Linked DNA regions of Mus musculus: region 2 is linked to region 1. The links are chromatin loops, found by intact Hi-C in ENCODE. Cell type or tissue: left cerebral cortex. All regions are shown on one strand.

Region 1 (8,000 bases):
ATAGGCCTAGAGTAGGTGGAGTTAGACCTGAGAGCTAGGGGAAGTCTAAGAGTTGAGGAATGAATGCCTAACTACATGACTTGAATTTTACTCAATGGAGAGTGGAGAATTCCGGTAGCCCCGTGCAACCTCCAGCAAACTCAGGCACCCTCTTCCTTATCAGAAGACTAAACTAGAGTCTGTAAGTCTAAGGGCAGGGAGAAGACCTTCTGTGTGGGGACTAGCATCCATCAACACTTTAAGATGACCCTTGCATAGGTTCTAAATCATGCCATCTGCTTAAGCCTGGCTGACAAGAGAAACCGGGAGCCTGAAAGACCTGTCCACTCTGTGGTCTATTTATATCAACTTTAGCCTTGGGCCGGGCTCCTGTTCCAAATTCTGGCTGCTTTCCTTGGCCATTCTTCAGGGAAGTGGGTCAAATTCTCATCTCCTCCCACTCCTAAAGTCTGTCTCATGGCTGGCTCCCCAATATGGGACTAGCTAAAATGACAGTTGGTCCTGCTGCTCTGAAGTCCTTACTTCTGGCCCAACTGTCACCTGCCTGGCATCGTGATTGCCTTTCTCCCACAGCTCTGGTTCATCCTATTCCATGGGAAAATTGAGGAGGAAGCTGTGTAGTCGCAACCCAAATGAAGAAAGAACCCATTTGTAATGGAAAAGGTGGCAAGAATGTAAGCTATTGACAGCTAGGGATGAAATGATGCACTAAAGTACAGTTTGGGGTGTTATGGGGGATGGGGGCACAGTGATGGTTTTTCTTTCAAATTTAAAAGGTTAGAGAGCCCAACCAGTGTTCAAGACTTCTGTCCTGTCATGGCTTACACAGGATTATCACAGTAGGGCGCTGTGACATTTCAGTTCTCCTCATGACAGAGTGGCAGCCTAGAGCCTGCCACCTTCAGTGATCAGCATGCTTTGGGCCTCATGGCCCTGCTTGCTTCCCTGTGTGTAGGAGTCTGGAAAGGTCCCAGGCTTCTCTGTGCTTTGTTCCAGGGACATTTAAGGAACAGGGTAAAGAACCACGCCAGCAAGCCAGACCTGTGTCACTCTCCACAAGGCCCAGGATGTGTGATGTCTCTGCTCACCAGCAGAGTCCTTCCAGATAGTCATTTGCTCTTTCAGCTGTCCAAAGGCAAATAGTTTAATTTAAACCATGTCTGGGCATCCCTATCATTGGTTTTAGAAAGGGAAGGAGTTGTTCTGTCTAAGTCAGGTCTGGAGAACCCCAAGGTAGGGGTGTGCTGGCTGAGGCAGGTACTCTTCTGAGTCCAGAGCAGGGATGCCTCTGCCAGAGAGCAGTTGGGAGGAAAAAAAAAGACTAAGAACTCACCCATGTTTCACTAAGCCTGTCCACCACTTGCCTGATAAAGCCACATGCATGCTAAAGTTACTAATTACAGACCGTGCAGCATAAGGGGCAGGTGTTCAGAGCAAGGAGCAGTAGCCTACTTCTCAGGGGACCTGAAACGGTAGCCTACTTCTCGGGGGACCTGTCAGAGTCCACAGTCAGCTTGCTACATCATCTTGGTCTGCTTCTTTGCTCCTGATGAACTAACAGCAGCATCCTTGGCAGTGTGCAGGAGACAATCTCCAGGGTTTTGTAGGACTGTTTGCCAGGCTTCTTTGACTGATGCCGGACTTCTGATGATGATGGTGTGTGTGGATGTAAAGGTAAGGTTTTCTGAGAACAAGCCTATTAGGTAGTAGCTAAGGTAAAAAGACCAAGACACTGGGGTGTAATAACCAGAAAGCCCAAGGAGTTACTATAAGAATAAAGACTCCAGTGTTTGCATTTGTCGTTGTAAGTTAGGCCGCAATTTTAAACATGCTTGGACACAGGGATGGGACAGGGATGGCTTCTCACAGAGAAATTTTACCTTGTGATTCAAATGGAGACAGAAGTCCATGATAGACCCCCATTTCCCCCAGATCTACACAACTCAATGACACCATACTAAAGGCTGTAGTGTTGACCTTGTGCTCCCACTCTTTGAACTCTGTGTTTTAGGATAAATAGATTTAGGCTGCTGGTCACTGAAAACCAGTTTTATTTTCGGAACGCTTTGTAGCTGTTCTTCTCTAGTTCATAGGGAGATGTGGCTTTTGTAATCCCACGGTGTATTTTTAAGCTGTTAAACAACTGGACTGTTAGGTTCACTGGCACTCTTAAAGCCCATGTAAGTCACCTTCGAATTATTTAAATTAATGAAATTGTGTGTGAATTAGTAACTACTCATTACCCTAGAACTGATCAATTAACTGCAACAAAACTGTAGCTGCCTTCTTCGGGGTACCTAGAAAGGCAGGGAAGGCTAATGGGTACTCTCTGTCTCTACCATTTCCCAGCCAATCATGGGAAGGCTTAAACAAATCACTCATCCATTTTCCACCTTCATTTTCTTATCTGAAAAGTAGACAAATTAATAGCCCTTGCTCAAGGACAAAGTGAGTTAAAATGTTCCCAGGGCTCTCAATATTCTCCTAGACTACACAAACGCCAGCGTGGGGTCACTGACGCTGCTCTCCTTGCCCTTCCCAGTTTGTTTGGCCCCTTCACCCACATTTTCCCACTTGAGAGCCATGATAATGCTATAGGACAGGCAGAGCAAACACCATAAATTATGAAAGTGAGTGCGGAAGCCATAATTTTCTCATGGTGACAGATCTAGTGTGTCAGACCAGCAAGGTAGCTCAGTACATAACGGAGCCTGCTGCTAAACCCCATGCCCTGAGTTCAATTCCCAGACCCACATGGTGGGAAAGAACAGACTCTTGCTTACCATCCTGTTCTCCACATATGTGTTTCATACATGCAAATTACATACATATCTGACCACATACAATATATAAAAAATAAACAAACAAACATACAGAAACAGTGAAGATTTTTTTAAAATCTAGCATGTTAACGGTGGGCTGCCAAGGTACTTGGGCCAATAAGCCCCCACACTCTCACCATATCACGGCCTCCTCACCATGCTGAGGAAAGAGTGTTCTTATAATGTGAAGGGCTCCTAGACACTCTCTCCTGAGTCCCAGGATCCCACGGTGTCTTAGGGTTTTACTACTGTGAACAGACACCATGACCAAGGCAACTCTTATAAGGACAACATTTGATTGAGGCTGGCTTACAAGTTCAGAGGATCAGTACATTAGCATCAAGGCGGGAAGCATGGCAGCATCCAGGCAGGCATGGTGCAGGAGGAGCAGAGAGTTCTACATCTTCATCTGAAGGCTGCTAGCAGAATACTGACTTCCAGGCAGCTAGGGTGAGGGTCTTTTAGCCCACGCCCACAGTGACACACCTACTCCAACAGGGCCACACCTTCTAATAGTGCCACTTCCTGGTCTGAGCATATACAAATCATCACATACAGAAAGGGATGGAAATTGAGAACATTTTGGATTCTGTGATCAGAGATCACGTTACTGTTCCCAACTTGCGCACCATCATCCTAGGGTGACCTCATAACCAGATAACGGAGTTACATTTAATAAAGGGGGGTGGGAGCCTGTATCTTTCAGCAATGGCTCAGTGCTTCATGTTCTGCCCTTTCCCAGACGCTCACATGTAAAAGAAGCACCCGCTGAAACGATGATAGAACCGAAACTTGTCCCAGATTTGCCCCAAATTTCAGAATTATTTTCCTCCAAAGTTTCATTCAGAGGTCTCACATCTCCGGTGTGGTTTTGGAATCTTCTGGAATGATGCCCAACCCTACTAATTCTGGGACAAAAACACTAGCACCTAGAAAATAGCAAGCAAAGAGCTCTGATGAGTAAGCAATGACATCGAGCAGAGGGTGCCTGTCCTGCCCTGCCCTGGGTCCATCAGGAACGTAAATGATCCAGCTGTAGGGAATGCACCAGCTTTAGAAAAATCAGCACTGTCCACACCACCTGGCCTTGCCTATAGGTAAATTTCTACTCTAAGAGAACGGCGTGATCACTGTGCAGACACAAAACAATAAAAAAAGAAATAGAAGCCAAAGGTAGACTGAAATACCTTGCACTGTTTCCTAGGACTTTAATCTGCTAATGATCTGTCTCCTGAGTCTGGCTGTTGCTCGGATCCTAACAGAGCTGCAGTCAAAATGTAACTTGGGTTTAATCATCCAATCAACAGTAGTGTCAAAAACTTAGAAATTTTAACTTATGAAAATCATTTATTTTTTTTCCTTTCAATTCCCTTCAAGAAAACAAGTATTTCTTAGTTATTAAAGGGATGTGGACATAGATGCGAAGCAGTGGACTGTGCTTTTCATTTTGGTCCCAGGAGCCAGGCATTCACTGGATTTAATCATTTTGAATCTTTGTGTCTCCTCTGAGATAGGGCCAGATGTAACCAGAAGGATTTATAGGGTGTAAAATTGAGAATGGATTAAAAAAGGCTCTCTGTGTTCTGCCCAGCACATCCTAAATCAACATTCCCCCCGGTGGACCAGACCAATCTCCGGCTGGCCAATTGGGGCAGTTGCCATAGCAACTGACAGGCAAGCACAGCCGGTAGAATGGGAATGCGAACAATGGAATGATAACATTGTGTGCAGAGCTGCATTCTGAGATGGCTTCCAGACAGCCGCATCCTGGAAGTGGGGTTTGCCCACCCTCCTTGTGCCATGGTTCCCACCTTCTTGTATTTTTGCTGCTCAATTAAAATTTATTGTTTTCTTTCCTATTCAAAAACTTTACTGCCATAAATAGTACTGGTGAGAAGGAAATCTGCCCCCACCAGAAAGCTGAAACAGCGTTACAAAGACTGCAGGGTTATTGCATTAACACTCAGTTCAAATACCCAGAGATTGAAGGAGGTCTACGGTAACTCCTGTGATTCTTTAGCGCCACCTAGTGTCCTGCTAGATACTACTTGGTCCCATGACTGGACAGGGAAAAAAGAACAGGATTGAATAGGAAATTCGTAGTCCCTCTTCTGATAGAATATGCACAGGACCTTTTCTAAATCTTTTGTTCAAAAACGTTAATAACTTTGACATAATACAGCAATGAGAGAAGAATGGAAGTCATGTCAGTTTTAGAGAAGACTTTAAAAGACTACACGGCGACCAGACAAAAAATCCTCAGGTTTTTTGTCTAAGGCGTCTCACTTTTCTCCAAAAAGTCAGCCTTGAAGCTGAACACAACAATTCACACCAAGGTGGCCAGGAGTCAGAACAAGGGATAACCCTGAATAATATAGCACCCGAGGATACAGGATAAGTTCCAGTAACGGACTTACACCAACTAAACCCCGCCCCAACCCCTCACTGCCTAGCAATAATGTCATCGAGGGGGTGAGTCACTGATTAAGTCAGAGTCCACAGCATCTAGTTGGGCCTGGAAAAGCAGTCGCAGACACGCCCCATGCTTTGCTCTTAATCCAGCCAAGTCAACAAAGATGTATGAGCACACCAGAGGCGGGAGCAAGGAGTCAGGATGAGAGGACTGGCTGGTGAGGGTTCCTAATGATACTACTACTGTTAACTCTTGATTTCCTCTCAGAAAATCTCTCTGCCGTTGCAGACATCATGAATGAATCAGTAGAGACAAATAAAATGAGTATCATCAACCCCTCTTTATAACTCTCTGCTCTGGTCAGTGGGTAGCGCTTCTTGTCCAGCAGTCATCTCCGGTCTAAGAAATCGCACCCATCTCCCACCGCTGCCTTTGCCCCATCGACATTCAAAACCGCAACTGAGTCCATTGGACTTCAGAAACGTGAAATGATGGGCCTGTTTCTGTGTGTTTCCTGCAGGGTTTGAGTTTTTTGAAACCAGCGCCAAGGATAACATCAACGTGAAGCAAACCTTCGAGCGCCTCGTAGATATCATTTGTGACAAAATGTCAGAGAGCTTGGAGACCGACCCAGCCATCACAGCGGCAAAGCAGAGCACGAGGCTCAAGGAGACCCCTCCTCCACCACAGCCCAACTGTGGCTGCTAATGTCCCCCACACAGGAGCTCCAAGGGGCTCCAGAGCAGCCAAGAAGCAGCATTGATAAATGGTCTATTAGCCTTCGATTATACTGCCTAATAATTATTTGAAGGAAGTCTTTGATGGCAGTGGCCCATATATGCATTCAAACCGTGAGCAATTTCCTGTGTTAATATGTGGCAAACTTGCTCTTATATTTGTAAGGATCATTCATCTATAAACACCTGCTACTTGCATGTAACTTATCATTTATTTGTCTTTCATAATCTTTTTGGGGGGTGCAACCTTTTTCTCAATTAAGCTATTGCAGAAACTACAGACTATAATTTTACTGCAAATAACTTTCATGCCACGGATTCATATCATGCTTTTCATTTGTATGGATGATAACCTAGAGTCCCTTTGTGTGTGCGCATGTGTGTGTGTGTGTGTGTGTGTGTGTGTGTGTGCGCGCGGGCGCGTGCGTGCTGTGACCAAGGAGTGATGTCAGGAAACTTAGTTTTGCCTTTGTCTAAAAAGAAAGTGGGACTTTTGCTCTTGATTGGAGACCCCATCACAGGTCTGGGCAGTGTACCAGTAGGAAATGTATATATATATATATATATTGCACTTTTGTTAATAATATCAGAAGGGTGTGTTGACTTTGAAAAACATTGAGGGATTGGGTACAGGGTCATTCAGGAGGCTGAGGCAGGAAGATAATGAGTTAAAGTAGCTACAAACCATACAACTCGATCATGGGATAAAGAAAAAGTAAAGAAAATGAAATCCAGGCCCTTGCAAGTTTTCTTGAACCACATCAACACTAAGGGAGCTTTGCAGGCCTGACTGCCGGGATTCTTGCCCATGATTCTGCTCATCTCTGCGTGCTTGAGAGCAATTACTACTACAGAAGGGATGTGACTAGCTGTGGCATTCCATGACCTGAGTGACCTCCATCCCTTAACGACTTGTCTCACACCACAAAACACCACCATGGCTCTCTGGAACCCCCACCAATTCTGAACTCGAAATTGGCTTGAAACTTTGTTAGTGCCCCTCTTCCTATAAAAGGTAGGCCAACATTTCAACCACTGTTCTCTGCTCCACTTTAACTAAGCCTTCCCCCCTCTTTAGGAGGCAATTAGGTAACCTTTCCATGAGTCCTGACTGAGGGGGAAAAACCATTTTTTATAACCATATTTTTCAGAGGATTTATAATTCTAAAAGTTACATAAGTCTCTAGACATGCTTAAGATAAACAGATCATAGAGGTGAGCGGTCCAGAAAATTGATGAGCCATGGCGGTTGAAGAGAGGGGTGAGACCCTTGAATATCCTGTCCTCTCTTCTAGGTTTTCTGAAGACCATATAGAAATAATATGCAAAAATCCCGGTTGTGGTGGTGCCTACTCTTGATCCCAGCATTCTGGAGGCAGAGGTAGGCAGATCTCTGAGTTTCAGGCTAGAATGTTCTACAGAGTGAGTTCTAGGATAGCAAAGGCTACACAGGGAAACCTGCTTAAAAAAAAAGGAGGAGGAGGAGGAAGAGGAGGAGGAGGAGAAGGAGAAGGAGAAGGAGAAGGAGAAGGAGAAGGAGAAGGAGAAGGAGAAGGAGAAGGAGAAGGAGAAGGAGAAGGAGAAGGAGAAGGAGAAGAAGAAGAAGAAGAAGAAGAAGAAGAAGAAGAAGAAGAAGAAGAAGAAGAAGAAGAAGAAGAAGAAGAAGAAGAAGAAATAATAGAAAAACAACTCTTAACCTCTGTGCCAAATGCCAAGAGAAATCTCTCTGCCTTCCAGAAGTCTTTGCGGCAAGGATCTTAGGAAGGCACCAGTTTGAAGGACAGAACAGTTTCGTGAGGCAGACATTTTCCCTTTTTGGTAGTTGTGTAAAAGATCCACCCTTCCCTTGGGCGAGGCTGCTGACAGGCTAGTGTGTGCATGTTTTCTTCTCATGTGCTTAGTTGCAAACTTATAAATTAGTGGTAAGTTTCCACTTTGACACCTAGAGGAGCAAGTGTTGGCTCATCAAAGATAAGAAGACACTGGTGATTTTTAAATTTTTAATGACACCTAAATTCAAGAATCATA
Region 2 (8,000 bases), 77 kb before region 1:
GTCTAAAGAACTTGCAGGGAGGAACTAGGGAACAAGCAAGGCACCTCAGCTCACTTAGATGCTCAAAGCAAAAGAAGGGGCTCTGCTTCATCTCTGGGCCATGCATCCTAAAAGAACCCCAGTGGCACCACAGGGCAAAGTTTAAATTAAACATGTCCTGTATCTGGTTTTATAAATGTGCTTCCTATATTTCTGTATAGAAGGCGGGTCATTCATTGAATAAAAATTGCCAAGTTTCTTTAGTCCCCTGGGGACAAATGTCTACCTGGGGGAGCAGTGGACAAATAAATAGGTGATAAATAAATAGATGTTAGTTAGTTAGATAGTTAGTTAGATAGTTAGTTAGTTAGTTAGTTAGTTAGTTAGATGGTGGAGATAGGTAGATAGATGATAGATAGACAGACACACACATGCATATATACACACACATGCACACACACACACACACACACTACAGTACCCGTTGGTAATGAATACCACAAGGTAAATACAATTGAATAAAGTCATGTGCCTAGAGACCATTTTAAACAGGGTTTGCTTGAGCCATGGTGTCAAGCAGCTGGCCATGTGAAGATTGCAAACTGTTGGAAGAGCCTCCCAGAAAAACGTGGTAGCAGGAGTAAGACATAGAGCTCAGAGCCTCTAAGCACAAGAGCTAGAAGAACGCCAGCCACTGGTGGGTAGCAGTCAAGAACATGCTATCCGAGCTCATAAGGACTGGAACATAGGGTACCAAGGTCTAGGGGAACCTTTCATCCAAGGTTGTCTATTTATAAGGAATGTCAAGTGTCTGAGTTCTTTTTCTGAGACTGTACCAGAATATTTAAGGCTGGATAATTTCTAATGAAAAGACAGTTACTAGCTCACAGCTCTGGAAGCTATGGCATCTGAGGTCAAGGCACTGGCCTCTGGTCCGAGCCTTGCAGTTGCATTACCACAGGGTTAAAGACAAAGGGATGAGCGTAAGAGAGGAAAGCTACTCCTGCAGGCACTTAGTGCAATGGTGTAAGCATATCAGAAGGGTGGAGCCTTCAACTTGGACACCTCATTATTTCTCCACTTTTGCCACACTAGGAACTAAGTTTCCAACATACGGACCTGGGAGACAATGGAAATCATAAGTGAAGATTTTATTTTGTTGAGCTCATTCCCACTACTCTGAGAATAAAATGTGGAAGTCCAGCGGGTCAGAGGAAAGCAAGAGGCTAAGGAAGAGGCACAAACTCCAGCTGAGCGTGATGTGGTGGCCACTAGACCATATCGGCTATACCAGAGGAAAGGACGGGGACTTTTCAAGTTGTGAGTTGAGAGTGAGTCAGACAAGACTGAGAATTCCAAGATCTAGGCAGGAGGTGATGCTATGATGACCCTGGGTGTGTGGTGGGAACATCCTGTGAAGGAAAGACAGAGAAGAGATGCCCGTGGCCATGCGAGGCTCCAAGTAGAGGTGGCATTCCAGAGTGTGCCTTGGGCAGCTCAGTTCACAGTTTCAGATGAATGATCCAGGCAGGTGTTGAGGTTCCCACTTAGATTAGAGTGTGCAGTTTAGGAAGAGGTCAGGATGAGAGATACAATATGGGAGTCATCCGCTCTAAAAGTGTGCACCCTGGAGCCGGGCATGGTGACGCACGCCCTTAATCCCAGCACTCGGGAGGCAGAGGCAGGCGGATTTCTGAGTTCAAGGCCAGCCTGGTCTACAAAGTGAGTTCCAGGGCTATACAGAGAAACCCTATCTCAGAAAAAAAAAAAAAAAAAAAAAAAAAAAAAGAGTGTGCACCCTGGGGCTTCCTCCAACTAAGGCAAGGTGTATGACACACCCTCGTGCCCATTCGTCTCTGGCAGAGTAGATGAAAGCTACATTCGACCAAAATAGAAATAAAGACCACCCTCACAATAATGTCTTTAACAAAACAAATAAACAAACAGGAGAGATGGAGAGAGAGAGAGAGAGAGAGAGAGAGAGAGGGAACATCATCATAATTTGACTTGATGCAAGGAAGCTTCTAAATTCTAACTTAATCTCTCAGCACACAATTTTATTAGACTTAGACCTTTTATTTCTTTATGTTTTTATGACCCTGCTATTCAATTTGGCTTCAACATACCTTCAAGCAGAAAGAGTGGTGGCGAATGCATATTCCCTTTAGAGAATTCTAATCATCTACAAATTCTTCAAGATATGAATTTACGGTTAATATTCTCCATTTGGGAATACCAGTAATATACAAAGTTTTGATCAGGCTATTCCTAATAAAATATGAATCTCTGAAGTGTATTAATCAAAAATAGAGACTAAATCACATCCTCTTATATCTTAAAATCCATTCCTGGAGAATCAATCTTGACACAATCTTGATTCTGAAAATCACTGGGTACTATGAAAATGCAATCTAGACCCATTGTGACGATTGTCGTTGTCTTTTTGATGTTTTATGCCATCTAATTATTCACTTCAACACAGGATAATATTATAAAAGAATAAAGGTGATAATAGTGTGGTCTCCCCTGGGTGGGAGCTGTTTAGTTAGTGAATATCCTAACTATAGCTTCATGGCCACCTCGTGCATACATGAGCAATACACACCTGTTAGGTATCATCTATTGATAACACATTTTCTAAATCATTGTATCAACTAGCATACAATAGAAGTGCTTGTCTGTAACCCATAAATTATATTGGCAAAGAATATGAATAATCAATAGAGCATCTCAGAACCATGCTGGATTCGGCAGACTGACGAAATGCAAAGTCTCAACCTGGCTCTTTGGGCCTCCCTGTAAGCCTTGGGCTTGCTTTGACGTAGCTGGCATCTTCCCTCAGATGTTCCTATTTTTTGAGGGATTTGGAAAGATAAAGTTGACTGAGCTAATTTAAGAGAAAAGACTTAATGAGTGGCATTTAGTTAGAGTTTTTAAAGATGTGACGTCTCCTCCGACCTTTAGCAGGAAGAGTAGAATTGCAAAGTTACCACATGCTCTACTGTGCTCGGCTGTCTAGCCAGAATATGATTCATAAGTGATGTTAATTGGATGATGAACCACAATTGTTTCTTACTGTAAATGTACCATTTTATTCGTTCTTGGCATTTATATCATTCTCATAGAAAGTACCTAAAAATAAAAGTCAAATGCTTCGGAAAGCATTGCCTTCCGGGAAAAAAAAAAAAAAAAACCTCACAAACATTTGCATCACAGAATTATACATTCGTACTTGTGTTATAATTCAAAAACATTTAAAAATACTTCATTATATAGTGAACAAAAGGGCTTCTGTGTTATCTCTGAATGTGCATAGGCAGATTTCCAGACTCGCGTGCCACCGCCATGATCTGTCAGACATGACCTTGTCTTCTAGAGGGCAACAACGAGGAGAACACAGTTAGCAAAGTTACCTGGCAATTGCTGATTGAAGAAGGGACAGTGCTAGAACATGATGCATGGTTACACTGAAATATCTATCTATTTAATAATCCATATGAACATATTTACACCTATATAGCAAGCTATGCATTCAAGGAAATTCCATTCATCGGGTAAAAAGAATTAAACTAAATTCAGTACATTCATGTACAAAATGCTTAGTTTGATTAATTCATAAGTTAAAGGTTAGACTTTGGGCTGTAGAGATGACACAGGAGGTGAGAGTGCTTATTGCTCTTCCAAAAGATCCAAGGTTGGTTTCCAGCACCCACACAGCAGTTCTAGGTAATCCAGTGCCTTCTTCTGGACTATGCAGGCACTCACAGACACATGGTTTTTACACATCCATATAAATAAAACTAAATCGATAGACAGATGATAGATAGATAGACAGGCAGACAGGCAGACAGATAGAATGAACAAGCACCAAAAGAACTTTTAGGAATCTAAGTATTCATTCACAGCACTATTAAAGGTTCCACTTGCAGGGATGGTTTTTAAATCTGTAGAAATCAATGGAGAATGATGTTCAGGACAGGCATGGGAGCAGAGATTAGAGTGGTTGTTCGTGTGAATGTCTGACGCTCAGAATTCTTCCTTAAGAAGCCAAGAAGTTGGAACATCAGAATGCTTGCCGGAGCTGGCTGTGTCTATTCATTGTCAGGACACCAGAGCAGGCAGGAGAGCAAACTCCTTCTTCAGGTATTGCCTCATTCCTTGACCTCCCATGAAAGCACGCTTCAGCATATGCGCTTGGACTTCTACTATTCCAGACACCTCAGTTTCCATATCAGGTTAGAAAGCCATAGGCTTACTGCATGCACTCAAGTGCAATGCGCATATTCACAGACCCAGTGAGTCTGGGGTGACCATGTCAGGTTCAATCTAGGAGGGAAGGCAACAGAGGCAGGCATTTTACATTTCATGCATCTCCTTATCAATCCTGAATTTCATCAACATAAATGACCCCCCACCAAGAGAACACTATATACCTGGGCAAGTGGAGATTGGATAAAGTCCTAAGAGGGTCAGGCCAATATGGAACTCATTGATCTGGATCAGCTCAATGGCATTGCACAAACCATTCCTTTGGTAAAGAGAAGTGACGGGGAGTGGGAAGGGAACCGATGGGCATATAAGATAACATTTCTTGATGGCTAAAGTGTGTGGAGCAATGTCTACTGGATACAGTTCATTCCAGAGTCTTGGGAGTTTTATGGCTGTCAGGCAAGCAATGGCAAGGTGAAATGGCAAAGGACTGTTAGGTTTAGGGAATGATCGCTTGAGTACCCCTCTCTGCAGTCATCCCACCACATACTTGCCTAACAATCCTCAGGACCAATTTATTCCATCCATCTGCTTTTCTCTATCTACTCCCAGGCTGCAAATGCTGCTCGGGAGAATTGGATTCCTGTGCCAACTGGCACAAGGACAGCCTCAGCTGTCCCTCCATGCTACTCGGCAGTCTTTCCGGTTGCTTTAACCACCTTTCATTTACAGTGTCTACAACAGCTGTTCAAAGTCTTTCAGCTTCCCACAAGCTTCCTGCAGCTCTCCTTTCTGCTCGCTCTCAGCCACCCACCTTTCTGCTGCTGTAGGGAAAATGGAGGGCAAGACCTCTGGTCCTGAGTACCCAAGATACAAAGGGATGTGTTGGTAAGGGGCTGGCAGCAAGCCTTCTCCCTGTTTTCATAACATGCTAAGAGAATTCTCTTTCCACCAGTACATTCTCGATTCCTTCTACTTTTTATCCCCTCTTTTGAAGGATTAAGTTCTATCTGGTTTTTACACCTCTAGATCCGTACCTCTCCTTCTATTTTCTATGTTACTGCCAATGCCTGTCTGTGTCTCTTCCAGATTGTACATGCTGTTCACCAGTGTATGCTAGGGATTCCTGTCTGCACTACGTAAACACTGGGAGTGGAGATAAGATACCTGCCCATTAACGAGGGGAAAGCAACTCATACATTAAAGGGAGGAAAATAAATATGAATGCATGTGTATCAATGCCTTAGAGGGGAAAAATGAACCAAGAGTAGGGTAGCGTGTACTAGGGAGGGAGTGAGGATCCGACTGTCAGAGAGGGGTGACATTTAAACTAGGGTCTGAAGGAACAAAAGTTGTAGCCAGCTGGAAGGTCTGCACTGAAATCAAAGGAGCAGCCGCTGTGAAGGTCGTCCCAGTATGGCAGAGGAGCAAGGTCTCAGTGTCACTCACAGTCAGCAAGGATCCCACGATGTTAAAGCACAGTGCAGAGGCATCATGAGCCTTGTGGACCACTTTAAACAAACCTTGTACTCTGGAGATGTTGGTAAGCCTTCACCTTTTCTCTGGAGATAATCCTGGTAAGCTCATAGGAAGGAATGATTATGACCCGATAGATGGCAGAGATCTCTCTAGTTCATGTGCTCTGAATTAGCCAAGTGATATATAAAAAAAAAGATGCAAGGATCCTGGCAGGAGGTGACCCCAGTCTTCAAGAGAGGGTATGTGCACCCTGTCTCAACTGCTACATTTCTCAGTCAGGATGTTCCTCTCAACAATTCCTTATTTGATCCAATCTATTCCTTTCTCCTTCGTACCCTCCTTCCACCTTTTCTCTTCTTTCCTTTCTCTTTCTTTTCCTCTTCTTTACTTATTTGTCCTTACAAGGGAATATCCAGTTTATTTCTTTACTACCTTTCTGAAGATACTCTAGGCTAAGATTACAAATGACCTAACCACCAAGTCCCAGAGGAAAGTGTAAGAGTTCAGAGTTCCTTTATGATAGATACTTCAGGGATAGAGCTAGTCCTCTGGTGTCTTTCTTGGCCCGTTAAAAGTAACATTGGGCAGGAAGCTCCCACCTGGCGGGCTCTGTGGCCATGGCAACCACAGAGGCTTCATCTCTCCATCAGTACTTCCTTTGAGCAGGATTTGGAAACTCCAGTCCCACAAGGCTGGAGGTTAAGAGAGTGAGTGAAGTGCAAAGAGATTGAGCCGGCTGAGGGTTAGATCCTCTCACCAGCCACTCACAGGTGCCGTGTGAAAAGATGGCTGAGAGCTATTGGGCCCTCTGATTGTTTGAGAAAAGCATGAACTCTGAATGCTGTTCTATGTAGTGCCTCTATTTTCAAATGGCAGCAACTAATATTGAAATATGTTTATGGAGTAGGGACACTTTTACTATGTTAAGCCTACCCATCCCTAAGCACAAGAGATCTTTTCATCTTCTGATATCTTCTTCAATTTCTTTCTTCAAAGATTTGAAGTTATTGTCATACAAGTCTTTCATTGGCTTGGTTAGAGTTACCCCCAAGATATTGTTGATATTTGTGGCTATTTTGCCTGCCCTTGGGACACTTTTCCTTCTCCCACTGGGTTGCCTCGCCCAGCCTTGGCATGAGAGGTTGTGCCTTCTTTTATGGTAACTTCTTAGGCAATATTCGGTTGATATCTCTGGGAGGCCTGCTTTGTTTCTGAAGGAAAACTGTGTTGGTTTGAGTAAGAATGGCCCCTACAGACACATGTGTTTGAACATGTGGCCATAGGGAATGGTACTGTTAGGAGGTGTGGCCTTCTTGGAGGAAGTGTGTCACTGGAGCTGGATTCTGAGGTCATATCCTCAAGTTAGGCCTAGGGTGGCAGGCTCTTTCTGCTGCCTGTGGATCAAGATGTAGAAATTGCAACTCCAGCACCATACCTGCCTGCATGCTGCCATGCTTCTCACCATAGTGATAATGGACTGAACCTCTGAATCTGTAAGCCAGTCCCAGTTAAATGTTTTTCTTGATAAGAGTTGCCATGGTTATGGTATCTCTTCATGTCAGTAATAACTTAAGGGAAAAAACTGAGGAGAGAGAAGGGAGAGGGGAGGTGCTGAAGGGGATAGAATGGGAAGAGTAGTGGTAGGAGAAACTGCTGTCAGGATATAATGGATAGAATATGTGAAAGAATTTAAAAAGATACACACACACACGCGGCTTCTGAACTTAACATATCTACCCTGTTCTGATTAGTTTTATGTCAACTTGATATGAACTAGAGTTAGCTGAAAGGAGGGAACTTCGATTGAGGAAATGCTTCCGTAAGATTTGACTGTAGGGCATTTTCTTAATTAGTGATTGGTGGAGGGAGAGCCCAGCTATGTTGTGGGTGATACCATCCTCATGCTGGTCGCCCTGGGTTCAGGAAGATAGCTGGATGAGCAAGCCATGATGAACAACTCAATATCAGCACCCAACCATGACCTCTGCATCAGCTCCTTCCCTGTTTAAACTCCTGTCCAGACTTCCTTCTCTGATGAACAAATGATGTGGAAGTGAAAGCCAAATAAACCCTTTCCCCCACAACTTCTTTTGGTCATGGTGTTTCATTGCAGTGATAGGATAGACTTTACTGTTAAGCTTTTATCATTAATATCCTGAGTGCCTGGGTGCTCCTACACTTACCTCAAATTCAATATAGATAAATCTTCAGTCTTGTGCACAACAATCCCTTTTTCTGTCATCAATGTTGTTCACAGTAGTAATAGTGTGAGATAGGTGATACACAAACAGGGCATCATCAATACAGGCTTTCCACATAGAACCTATCTGATC

The links. Peaks named below come from ENCODE experiments on the same cell type or tissue, not always from the same donor. Only the 100,000 strongest peaks of a DNase experiment are listed, where the experiment ranks them.
Region 2: a loop joins it to region 1, with 4 times the contacts of the local background. A loop is called at or near these places in 2 of 42 quality-filtered maps.

What each region holds. Positions count from the first base shown.
Region 1 is chr13:110,059,758-110,067,757 of GRCm38, reverse strand. It overlaps Rab3c (RAB3C, member RAS oncogene family), which reads left to right. Exons shown (of 5, transcript NM_023852.5): 5 at 5,756-8,000. The coding sequence ends at 5,943. Among named protein-coding and RNA genes, the nearest start is that of Gm32881, 57 kb to the right of the region's middle. In left cerebral cortex, a CTCF peak has its summit at 4,860 (motif pointing left); DNase peaks (open chromatin) are centred at 483, 3,781, 4,832 and 5,206.
Region 2 is chr13:110,136,412-110,144,411 of GRCm38, reverse strand. All of the region lies in intron 3 of Rab3c (RAB3C, member RAS oncogene family), which reads left to right. Among named protein-coding and RNA genes, the nearest start is that of Gm41057, 41 kb to the left of the region's middle. In left cerebral cortex, no CTCF peak of the experiment used is centred here; DNase peaks (open chromatin) are centred at 2,875, 3,275 and 4,869.